Regions from separate parts of the Homo sapiens genome. Here regions 2 and 3 are each linked to region 1. A link is a contact called in ENCODE Hi-C or POLR2A ChIA-PET data. All regions are on one chromosome and are shown on one strand. Each heading gives the region's core, a stretch centred on a gene start or an enhancer-like site at or near the end of the contact. The rest is flanking DNA. Distances are from core to core; before and after follow the strand shown. Region 1 overlaps LINC01331 (long intergenic non-protein coding RNA 1331). Region 2 has its middle 100 kb from the start of LINC01335. Region 3 has its middle 66 kb from the start of LINC01335.

What was found. Hi-C counts contacts between places; a loop is a spot of excess contacts on that map. ChIA-PET counts read pairs that join two places held with the same protein, here RNA polymerase II (POLR2A). Pooled maps may share reads with other maps.
Region 2: a loop to region 1 is called in a map of PC-9, with 6 times the contacts of the local background. The contact joins two enhancer-like sites. A Hi-C loop is called at or near these places in 3 of 168 maps with a recorded cell type or tissue (Calu3, PC-9 and mammary epithelial cell) and 5 of 50 pooled maps. POLR2A ChIA-PET finds 5 or more read pairs at or near these places in 1 of 52 experiments (H1).
Region 3: a map of PC-9 shows a loop between it and region 1 (9-fold over the local background). The contact joins two enhancer-like sites. A Hi-C loop is called at or near these places in 3 of 168 maps with a recorded cell type or tissue (PC-3, PC-9 and mammary epithelial cell) and 2 of 50 pooled maps. POLR2A ChIA-PET finds 5 or more read pairs at or near these places in 2 of 52 experiments (H1 and activated naive CD4-positive, alpha-beta T cell).

Annotation. Positions count from the first base shown.
Region 1 is chr5:74,393,903-74,397,354 of GRCh38, reverse strand. The region is part of intron 2 of LINC01331 (long intergenic non-protein coding RNA 1331); the gene reads left to right. Among named protein-coding and RNA genes, the nearest start is that of LINC01333, 74 kb to the right of the region's middle. Within about 2 kb of position 1,719, at least 2 of the 41 ENCODE cell types and tissues checked have a DNase peak (open chromatin) inside an H3K27ac peak, as active enhancers do; they include PC-9 and mammary epithelial cell, where a contact is called at or near this core.
Region 2 is chr5:74,204,944-74,208,395 of GRCh38, reverse strand. No RefSeq gene overlaps it. Among named protein-coding and RNA genes, the nearest start is that of LINC01335, 100 kb to the left of the region's middle. Within about 2 kb of position 1,780, at least 3 of the 41 ENCODE cell types and tissues checked have a DNase peak (open chromatin) inside an H3K27ac peak, as active enhancers do.
Region 3 is chr5:74,240,363-74,243,814 of GRCh38, reverse strand. No RefSeq gene overlaps it. Among named protein-coding and RNA genes, the nearest start is that of LINC01335, 66 kb to the left of the region's middle. RefSeq lists an enhancer at 1,968-2,017. Within about 2 kb of position 1,939, at least 5 of the 41 ENCODE cell types and tissues checked have a DNase peak (open chromatin) inside an H3K27ac peak, as active enhancers do; they include PC-9 and mammary epithelial cell, where a contact is called at or near this core.

The DNA of each region.
Region 1 (3,452 bases), core at 470-2,969:
GCTGGGCTGATTGTTGCCGTGTGGGAATAGTGGCTCAGAGGTGCCAGATGTTCTGAATTTTCAAGTGAAGCAAGACATTTTTTTAAATGTGAAATTTCTCAATTGTTAAGATATACGACACGGGCAAATAAAACATGTCTGTGGGCTGAATTTGACCTACAGACCACTGGTCTGTGACCCCAGGTTTGAGGAAACAATTTAGAAGTGACCTCATGAAGCAGAACATAACTAGAGAGTAAACATTAAGAGCTGGAATACTGAATTAGAAGCCAGGACACCTGGCTGGCTTTCATGGCCAGACTATTCTGCTGTCTGACCTTGAGCCAGACCTCAATTCCCATTCATGTCGGACGAGGAGGCTGAAATCCCTTCCAGCAAAGGCCATCAGAGATTTCAAGTCTGAGTGCCATATTCTGTAAACATCAGAGAATTATGGCCAAGATAATTACTCTCCACCTGGCTATTTCTAAGAATAAGTGTCTGATTTTCTAAAGTCAAAAAGAAAGAGATGGAATGTCATTAAAGATTTAAGTACATAGGAGTAGATAAAATATCCCCATGTCAAAAAAAAAAGCTACTCAAACTGGGAAAAAACAAAAAACACAGGAGGAATTGCTTCAAATGACTGTCATTAAAAATATTGGCAAAAGAGAATAAGAACTTCTGCCTTTCATTATCAAAACCTGCTATATGAAGTTGTGTTCCTTTGCTCTTGTACTGGAATTGTCACTGTAGGGTTTTCTTGGCTCATTTTTTTTTTTTTTTGTCAGCATTTCAAGGACAAGGTATGGTAGACATGAACTAATAATAATAATGACTGAGCCCTTACTATGTGCCAGGTAATTTACATATACAGGCATTTCTGCTGTAACCTAAAATTACACTTTCTAGAAAATGTTGCTGTCTGCAAAACTTGGCATAAAAAATAATAGGACTTATGGGAAAAGTTGGGCCAAGGCAGACCATTCAAATCCCATGCAACTGTGATTAAGGAAAGCAATCACTACTACCTGGGGAGATCATTTGGACCACCTTGGCAGCAGCTGAGGGGCTAGAGGCTGCCACACGGGTATTAAAATGCACAAAAGCAATAAAGATGAAAAGCTGGTAACATTTTAATTAGACTGACACTGGCAGGGGCTGGGACAGGGCGATGGAAATGTAGCTTGGAGTCACAGGGCTGTTGTTAAGGTGCACACAGGAAGCCAGACAACCTTCCACAAGCTGAGAGCTCACAAGGCTGGAGGTGCACCTACCTGAGGAGGTAGCCCTGGTGGCAGGTACTCATTTAAACATTTCCTGGAATACAGCAAAAAGATTTCTGCTGCTGGTACAGCAGCCAAACCTCAAGCCTTTTCCTTCCCATTGAACGTTATGGTTCTACTCCTGCTATCTCAGGACTTCTTGGTTAGTAAAAATTACCTACGAAATTATGGAAACCAGTGCAATTTTCACATTATACTGATGTCATTTCTCTGTGATCAATCTCTGATGGGCTAATTCATACACGGAAACGGTAGCAGAACAGAATGTATTATCTTATTTAATTCTCACAATTCTATGAGGTATTGGAGGGAGCGGTGGTTCCCACATTAACATGCATCGGAATGACCTGGAGGACTTGTCAAAACAGATCCTTCTGTTCCATACCCAGAGTTTCTGATTCAGTAGGTCTGGGGTGGAGTCCAAGAATTTGCACTTCTAAGAAGTTCTCATAAGGTACTGATGTTGCCGGCTGGGGGACCACATTTTGAGAACTACTGTATTACAGGAAACTGATAATGGGCAAGATCTTATGACTTGCCCAAGATTGCTGCGGGAATGGACCCAAGGTAGGCCTAAAACTTGGGCCTAATGAGGGTACTAAGCATGAGAAATAGACCTTTTATGACCTATAAACACTTAGGAATGTGCTGAGGTTGGTTTCAGTAGTTACTTGCACCTAGTTAGCAGGCAGGTATGCAGCTCGGGCAGCTGGGGGGATGGGTTTGTGGTCAGCAGCAGCTGTATATTTTCATGGGGACTGGGAGACATGGGGGTCTATACCTCCACCTGCTGGCATGCTGTGTGGTCTCGTTTTGCAAGACATCTCCCTCAGTTTCTGTATCACCTGCTGTTTAGGAATTTACTCCTGGTGTGTGTCTGTTAGAGTCCCACCACCCATCACATGACCTTTCCCTGGAGGCAGCTGGCAGGCACCCAGCCTCAGGATCTCTGACTCTAGCACCCAGGAACTCTGACTGTTGCACCTGTGTCCTCCCCTGCTATGGTCTGAACGTTTGTGTCCTTTCAAAATTCACATGTTGAAATCCTAACCCCCTGTGAGGAGGTGGGGCCTTGTGGGAGGTGATTAGGTCACCAAGGCCTGGCCTTATGAAGTAGGCCCAAGGGAGCGTCTTTGTTCCTTCCATCATATTAGGACACAGCTGGAAGAGGTCATGTATGAGCCAGCAAACAGGTCCTCACCAGACACTAAATCTGCCCAAGCCTTGATCTCGGACTTTCCAGCCTCCATAACTGAGAAATAGATGTTTGTTGTTTCTAAGCCACCCAGTCTATGGCACTTTGTTGCAGTAGCCCAAACAGACTAAGACTTCCCCCAGCTGGTTGCAGTGCCCCCTGGAGACTTTTGTCAGAGCTTCCCAAAAGAGAGAAGGGAGTTTCCCTCTGACTGGCTTATACCCCTGCTTAGTGTGGCTTGCTTCTGGGATACATGAGACAAGGTATTTGAGTGCGGCTGAATAAAAACCTTGAGTTTGAGCCGCTCTGTGTGCTTACCAGATCTCTCAATAATTGACTTTGCTTGCTTTGTTTTTCAGGTTGTAAAATTTGTGGGGCAAAGGCGGTATGGAGTAATGACAGGAAAAAGAATGCTGTCCATTTTTACTGTGAAAAAACTCCCTATTTCAGAAAGATATACATTAGGGTTGTGAGGTTGTAGGCTGAATGAAGATTGGAAGAAACTTGTTGATTATTATTAAATGCCTCTCAATATTTCAGAAGACATTCCCCCACCCTGAAAGTATAATGTGATAGAAAGAACTATGGAGTTAGGCAACCTGTGATTTGAGTTGTGCGAAAACGGGAAAGTTATTTGTTTAGTCAAAGCCTCTGTTTCCACTTCCATCAAGTGAGATAATAATATGTACTTCACTAGGTTATTGGGAGGATGAAATGACTACCAGTACTGCAGATACATTTCTGATACCCACAGCTTCCTGAGCAAGGTATAGATTAGCTATCTCTTTGGTTTCCCTGAGGTAGCACAACAGAACCAAGAAAGTTCTTATAAAATGTGTTGTTCTCAATTTTGCACTTGCTTCGAAAGAACTAGAAACCAAGGCATGGTGCCATCTCAAGAAGACAGAAGCAGAAGCCTGCCAGAAACTGGCTTGGTTGAAACTCTGGTTCAAAGCATCAGGAAGCTAGCCATTTTCCCTAACTTCTCACTA
Region 2 (3,452 bases), core at 531-3,030, 190 kb after region 1:
TACTTCAGTGGTCCAAATGAGAGACATTGATACTTAGACAAAGACAATAAACAAAAGATGGCAAAAAGTGGACAGATTTAAGATGCCTTGAGAAGGTAACTCAATAAGATTTAGTGATGGTTTGGATTTGAGAATGAGAGAAAGGGAAGTATCAAGGTTTTTATCTTGTATAACAGAATGGATGGTGGTGCCATTCATTGTGATAAGGAAAACTATAAAAGAACCAGCACATTGCCTTTAAATACCTCTCTAGAGATAATTCAATCCAATCCACATATTGTCTTTGATTTTTCCAAGACTTTTATGAAGTAGGTAGAATAAGCATTAATGTTTCCATGTGAGGGGTGATAAAATCGAGGCCACAGTGAGAAAGATCACTGATTAGAAGTCAGAATGGGATTTGGCCAGTGCTATGCTAAAAATTGCTGAGTTCCCTTGGCTATGTCAGTTAACCTCTCTTGTGGCCAGTTTATCTAATAAATGTGGTACTTGGTGAAGTTCCTAAAGTCTCTTTCTGTCTGCCTTTTTTCACTAATACTATTCATTAAAAAATACATGTGTATTAAATGACATGTGAAAGGACACAAGTGCTGATGGAGGTGGGATATGAACTCTGATCTTTTGAGTCCATTGCTCATTATAGTATGTGGCCTCTAATTTACTTTTTCCCATTTGTATTTTATGAGAAAAATAAATGTTGCCATCTTGCTCACAGACATTGGGCAGTATGGCTCATACTTGGGCCTACATGTATAATTGTTTTTAAGTTTTAGAAATAGGAATACATGAATCAGCAATCCCTTAAAGCCATAATTGTGCTCACAATTGAGTATCTTTACTATGTTTAAAATGCCCTTGAGTATCTTACTATGTTTAAAATGCCATTGAGTGTTTTACTATGTTTAAAATGCTGGTGCTTCTTGCATTAACACTCTTTCTATTCCTGCTGTGACTTTAAGTTCTCGCCAGATTTAGAAAGCTCTTATTTTCTGAGGTGGCCACTCAGAAACTTTCTCAAGAATGACTCACAGGTTGCGGCCCACAGACTAAATTTTATATAGTTAATCTCCAGTGAACCAGGAGTTCTCCATCTTTTACGAAATATGGTCTATGGGAACAGAAGGCCAGGTCTGGAATGGGAAAAGTAAATACCAAAAAAAGTGTTATTGTACATGAAAGGAGGGCAGTGCGTTCTCCCAGGAGATAGAGTAAAATAATTATGCTGAAGCATTGGCAAACCAGGCACCCAATGCCAGGCAGGAGCTGCACATGCTGAGACTGGGCGCTTGTGCTCAGCTGGTAGGTGGCACATGCTTCCTCATCTGTGGCCTCTGTAACCTGAATAAGGAAAAGGGAGGGATTCGCTTTAAGACCAGCCTTTGAATCCACGGCCTGATTGAAGGACCAGGACACACCTGATCTATTCAGTCTCTAGCAGCTTCTTTCAAATAACAAACAAGCTCAGCATTTACACTGTGTATGTAAATTTCCATCACAATAGCTGCCCTGCTTTTATGGAACTAGGAACAATTTGATAGTTCAGATAAAGGGAGAACCCTTTGAAAGAAGACACCCTGCTGAAATAACATCTCTGTCAAAGGGGCACGTTTTCTCCACACATGATCCCGTCAGAGGAGTGTCACATTGCAGAGAAATATGATAGCAACTCCAAATGATCATTTCTGCACATTTGGATAATGAATTTTAAAGAGATGACTGAAGAGCTGTTGGGCAGCCAGAACGTGCTCACCAGCTGGGCAATGTGCCATGAGCTTGGCTGTGAACAGAGGAGGAGGGAGGCGACTGTGTGTGCGGTGGAGTGGGGGCCAATGTGTCATTCCGTTTCGAGGGAAAACACAGGCTTTCAGAGAGTCTGAATGTTCACGACTTGAGGAAAACTAGATAATTTCTAAATTGGGAAGAAAAGCAATTCCAACTTATATTCTCTGGAGCAATGAGTTCCAAATGTCAATTAGGAAAAAAAAAAATTACCTTCATTCACCTACTCTGCCCTGACAGGGGAGGGTAGGACAAGAATCTGAATAGTTCATACCCCAAGGAATTCTGATTATGTGATAGGGAAACCCAGTCTGAGAACCACTAATTGGCAGAACTACCTCGAAACATAGCTCCTGCCAGAGTCAGAATGGAGGTAATAGTTAGCAGTTCTTTGCTCCATAGTTTGTACTTTCTCTGTGTGGCAAATATGTAACAGTATAATAAGGAGTCATTTTTCAAGTTAATTGAAAGATGTTCTAAATGAGAGAGGATTTTGAAAAATAAAATGAGTAAAAAACTGCATAATGTTTTAGCCATTTTAACCTGTGTTTGGACAGCTTGGGCTGCTATAACAAAATACGATAGACTGGGTGACTTAAACAACAGATGTTTATTTCTCACAGTTCTGAAGGTTGAGAAGTCCAAGATCAGAGTACCAGCATGGTTGGGCTCTTGGTGACAGCCTTCTTCCTGGCTTATACACAGCTGTTTTTTCATTGTTGCCTCACATGGCAGAGAGAGAGAGAGGAAGAGAAAGAAAGAAGAGAGAGAGAAAAGGAGAGGTGGGAGAATAGAGTGAGCAAGCTCTGGTTTCTCTTCCTCTTCTTCTAAGGACACAAATCCCATCGTGGGATTCCCACTCTTGTGATTTCATCTATACCTAATTACCTTCCAAAGGCCCCGCCTCCAAATACCATCATATTGGGGGTTAGGCTTCAACATATGAATTTTGGGGGACATAGATATTCAGTCCATTACTTGGAAGCTGTTTACCACCTCCTCAAAGCTGAGCCAAACTAAGCCTCCCCAGTTGAAGTGGCCAGCACTCATGGGACTGAGTTTCTGAGAAGTGATGGGACTATCTTTGCATCTTCTGCTTCCAACGCTTTTGGATGTTTCTGTCTTAGTCTATTTGGGTGACTATAAAATAATATTATAAACTAGGTGGCTTATAAACAACATAAATTAGTTTTTTACAGTTTTGGAAGCTGAGAAGTCCACAATCAAGGTGCCAGCAGATACAGTGTCTGGTGAAAGCCTGCTTCCTTATACGTGATGCCTTCTTGCTGTGTCCTCACATGGTAAAAGAGGCACAATAGCTCCCTGGGACCTCTTTTATAAGGGTACTAGTCCCATTCACGAGGGCTGCAGCCTTATGACCTGATCATAGACCCCACCTAGTAGTATCATCACATTGTGATTACATTTCACCATTTGAATTTTGGGGGACATAACATTCAGCTATAGCAGTTTTCTTGCAGGGAAGGGGCATGAAAAAGAGGCTGAATGGGCAGTTACAGGCAGGAGCTGAGACGATAGCAACACCCATAAAACTAGAGGACACAAGCTTGGGTAAGGAAACAGAGAGAGCAGGGTTGGGGTGGTGGAAGGGAAAAAGAAAAAAAGGCTTACTGAAGATCAATTCACCAAGAAGGAAAAAATAGTTGGTGACT
Region 3 (3,452 bases), core at 690-3,189, 150 kb after region 1:
GTCTGCTAAACAGCAAACAACAAAACTCAAGTAATCTACATCAAAACAATTGGCCATAGAAACCTTCACAAATGAAATTTTTACAACATCAGAAGCTAAGCCAAGTAACAACCAACCCACATGATCAAGCCCAAAATGCCGCATCAAGTTACCAATTTTCTGTGTAAACTTGCTTTTCAGTTGTTTGTCTCATGAAATATTCTTTTGTTTCAACCAGAGAAACTTCTGGTCTCTGATCATTGACTGACTAACTTCCATCCTCTCTCCCTCCCTCTTTTCCTTCCCTTTAATGTGTAGCAAGAAAGTTATAATAGATCTATGGTTATTATAACAGGAAAATTAGATGTCTCTAGTCTCTGCACTGTAATTTATGCAGAAGAATAAAACATGAAGCAGGCACGAACATTCACTTCTCCCCACCATTCGGGGATAAGGCTAATTCAGAGGAAGAATCGTTCCCATTCCCTCGATGCCCAGAGAAACATCAGGTCCCTCAACGTACATAGGTAACAGTAAAAGCCACTTTATGAAGAATTTCTTCTAAGGTCTTTTTCACCTGTTATTTCCTTTCCTCTCTCTTATGTCTTTGATGTTTCCTCCTCTTTTCTATCTGGTCTATCCTTAGACCTGGGCAAGATGGTCCTTGTCCTGGACCCATGCTTCAGAGAATCTGCTCCTGTTTTTCTTACCCTTCCCGTGGGTTGAAGAATCCACAGGCCAAGGAATTGTGACTATCTAGAGTCTGCTCCCCTGCAAGACCATGCTCCAAGAAACTGGGACCCTAGAATTCTGTATCCAAAAGGCATGATCCTATTTCCAGAGCCCACATGGATATCTTCCCCTATACCAGCCTCTGGTGCTAAGGTACTCCTCCTAGGTCTGAGGGGTCACCAAGAGAAGCTGTTTGCAAGAGGTGTGGATGGAGCTTGAATGTATGGGCTCGTGTATTTATGCATTTCAATGAAGCCCTTCATGGTATGGGGACAGAGCCAGAGTGGAAAGAGAATGAGAGCAGGTCGTGGGCCAGAGACTGAGCTAGGTGACCACCCTCCTTGCATTATTGCATTCTGTAACTCTCAGGAGTCCAGGAATTCTAAATTGACCAAGCCTGCTCTTCCAGTTTGCTATGAAGATATATTTGTCAAGATAAGAAAATATTACATAATTTACTTAATAGTCTGTTCACTTGATGTTCACTGATTTATACATTTTAAATGTTTAGATACGTGGTACATGGGTCTCCATTTATCATTTTGCCCCTGGTTCTGCAAATATTGGAGTGGGTCTGCCCATGCCCACTCCTTCATCCATTCTCTCTTTTCTGCTTCCCTTCCCTTTATATATCCAGTCTTCTTTTCTCCTCTGAGCCGTGGACTAGTGGGGATGTTTTGAGGTCTGGTTCTGACCTTCAGGACTGGTGCTGCTTCTCTCTCTCTCCCCTGCCCATCCTGGATCATCTCCCCACCTTGCTAGTTGGAGAATCCTGTATGTAATGATGGCTATTTATGGAGGACAAACAGAAACCTCCATATGGGAATGACAAAATTAATTAATAAGTGAGCAAATGAAGACAGATGCTGAACACCACTCAGGTAGGCTCAAGTGTGTTCCTGTCATGTATTTGCTCTGTCCAACACATCACCTGCCTCAATGAGCTTTTGCTTTCTTAGATCATGGTGGTGGGGGCTGGGGGTAGGTGGGAAATGGGGACAGGCATATCTGTTTAGCCACACCTGGGTTTTCTTAAGAACCCTGCAATGATTTTCTTCATTCCCACTGCCAGAGTTCCTTAGGCCAGTGGTTCTCAAACTTTAGCCTGCATCTGAATCGCCTGGAGGGCTTTTAAAACCACTTCCTGGGCTCAACCCTCAGAGTTTCTGAATCAGTAGGTAGGAATGGGGTGGAGCCCAAGCATTTGCATTTCTAACCATTTCCCAGGTAATGCTGCTGCTACTGGTCCACAGCACACTGAGAACCACTGCTGCAAGTCACCAGGATTTGTTGGATGTTCCTTGTTTGAATCTCTGTTGCTAATGTAAAATCACTTTCAACTTGTGGCCCGTGAGCAGATGCTGGCAGAGCTCAAAACATTTCCCAGTGGCAGAAAAATGACCTGGGACTCGAGCTTCCAGTCCCATGTACCCACTGCTCCCATCGACAGACAGGCTGCTTAGTTAGCAATGGCAGGAGAGTTCTCCCACAGAGGCAACTTGAGCCTTGACTTGGCAGACTATGAAACAGCCTTGGCCATACCCTTCCCTGCAAGTTCCTCTTTAATTGCAAAAGTCTGGGTGGCCTTCACACACGTTGTTTGTATAGCAAGGGAAAAGAGATAAGTTCAGTAACCTTGGAAGACCAATCTTTTTTTTTTCCCAGCCTCCTGAGAAGCAATGCCCAGAGGAACAAACACTGTGTGTGGGAAACCAGAGAGGGGCTCTGGAAGGTGGCCTGGAACGGCCAAAGAGGGGTGGCTTTTCTAAAGAATAAATGTCTCATGATGTGCCTCAAACCATGTCCTGCTGTGTGAGAGTTCATTAGCTGGGATTCCATAAGTGACAACAGTCTAAATCTCCTTAGCTAGACTCAGGCCATGATTCTTCCAACCAGGCTATAATCACACAGAAGATAATCTTGGCTCTAACTGCTGGGTTATATTAGCCAGTCCAAGAAATGGCTCTTAAATTGAACCTCTTGGGGATTTGCATCTGATAAAGACAAGGAATTCTCTTCTTTGTCAACAACTAACCACATGGGCTTCAGGGCATTGACTCAAGCAATGTAAGCTCAGCCACCAAACGGGTGCCCAGGATCTAGTCTTTACTTGCTTACTTTCTCTTGTGCAAATCCATAGGCCAATTGTTGGTTTCATTTTCCAACCTCACTTTTTCCAAATGACTTTGATTGTCTGTTGCTCTGAGTCTACCTTGGATCTGTCATGCTGTGGGAGCCTCCCCTGAAATGAGACAGTTTCAGTTTCATAATAACAATAATAGTCATAATAGGTGCTACTTGTTGACATGAATTCTACATCAGGACTTTTGCCAAGCATTCTTCATACATGATCTAATAAAATCTTCACAATAATCCTAGGAAATGAGGTTATCTTCAATCTATAGGTGAGGGAACCAAGGCTCAGGAATTAAAAAAGTATTCCAAAATCATGCAGCCAACGAGATGCAAAGTCTTGATGCATACTCAAGCTTGTGCCAAAGCCTATGCTGTCATATTCTGTACCTGATGTTTATTAATTTAAGTCGATCAATATATCTACACATGCATAAAATAAAATTTCAGAGGTAGGTTCCAACCTCCTAAATTATTTAGAAACAGGAAACTCACTTAACCAAGTACTCCATTTCCCAGGCAAGTCAGTTAACTGAATTGTTATAGTATAGTCAATACTCAATCAATACTCAATTACTTGCATTATAGAAGGTAGCATTAGTGGAAAT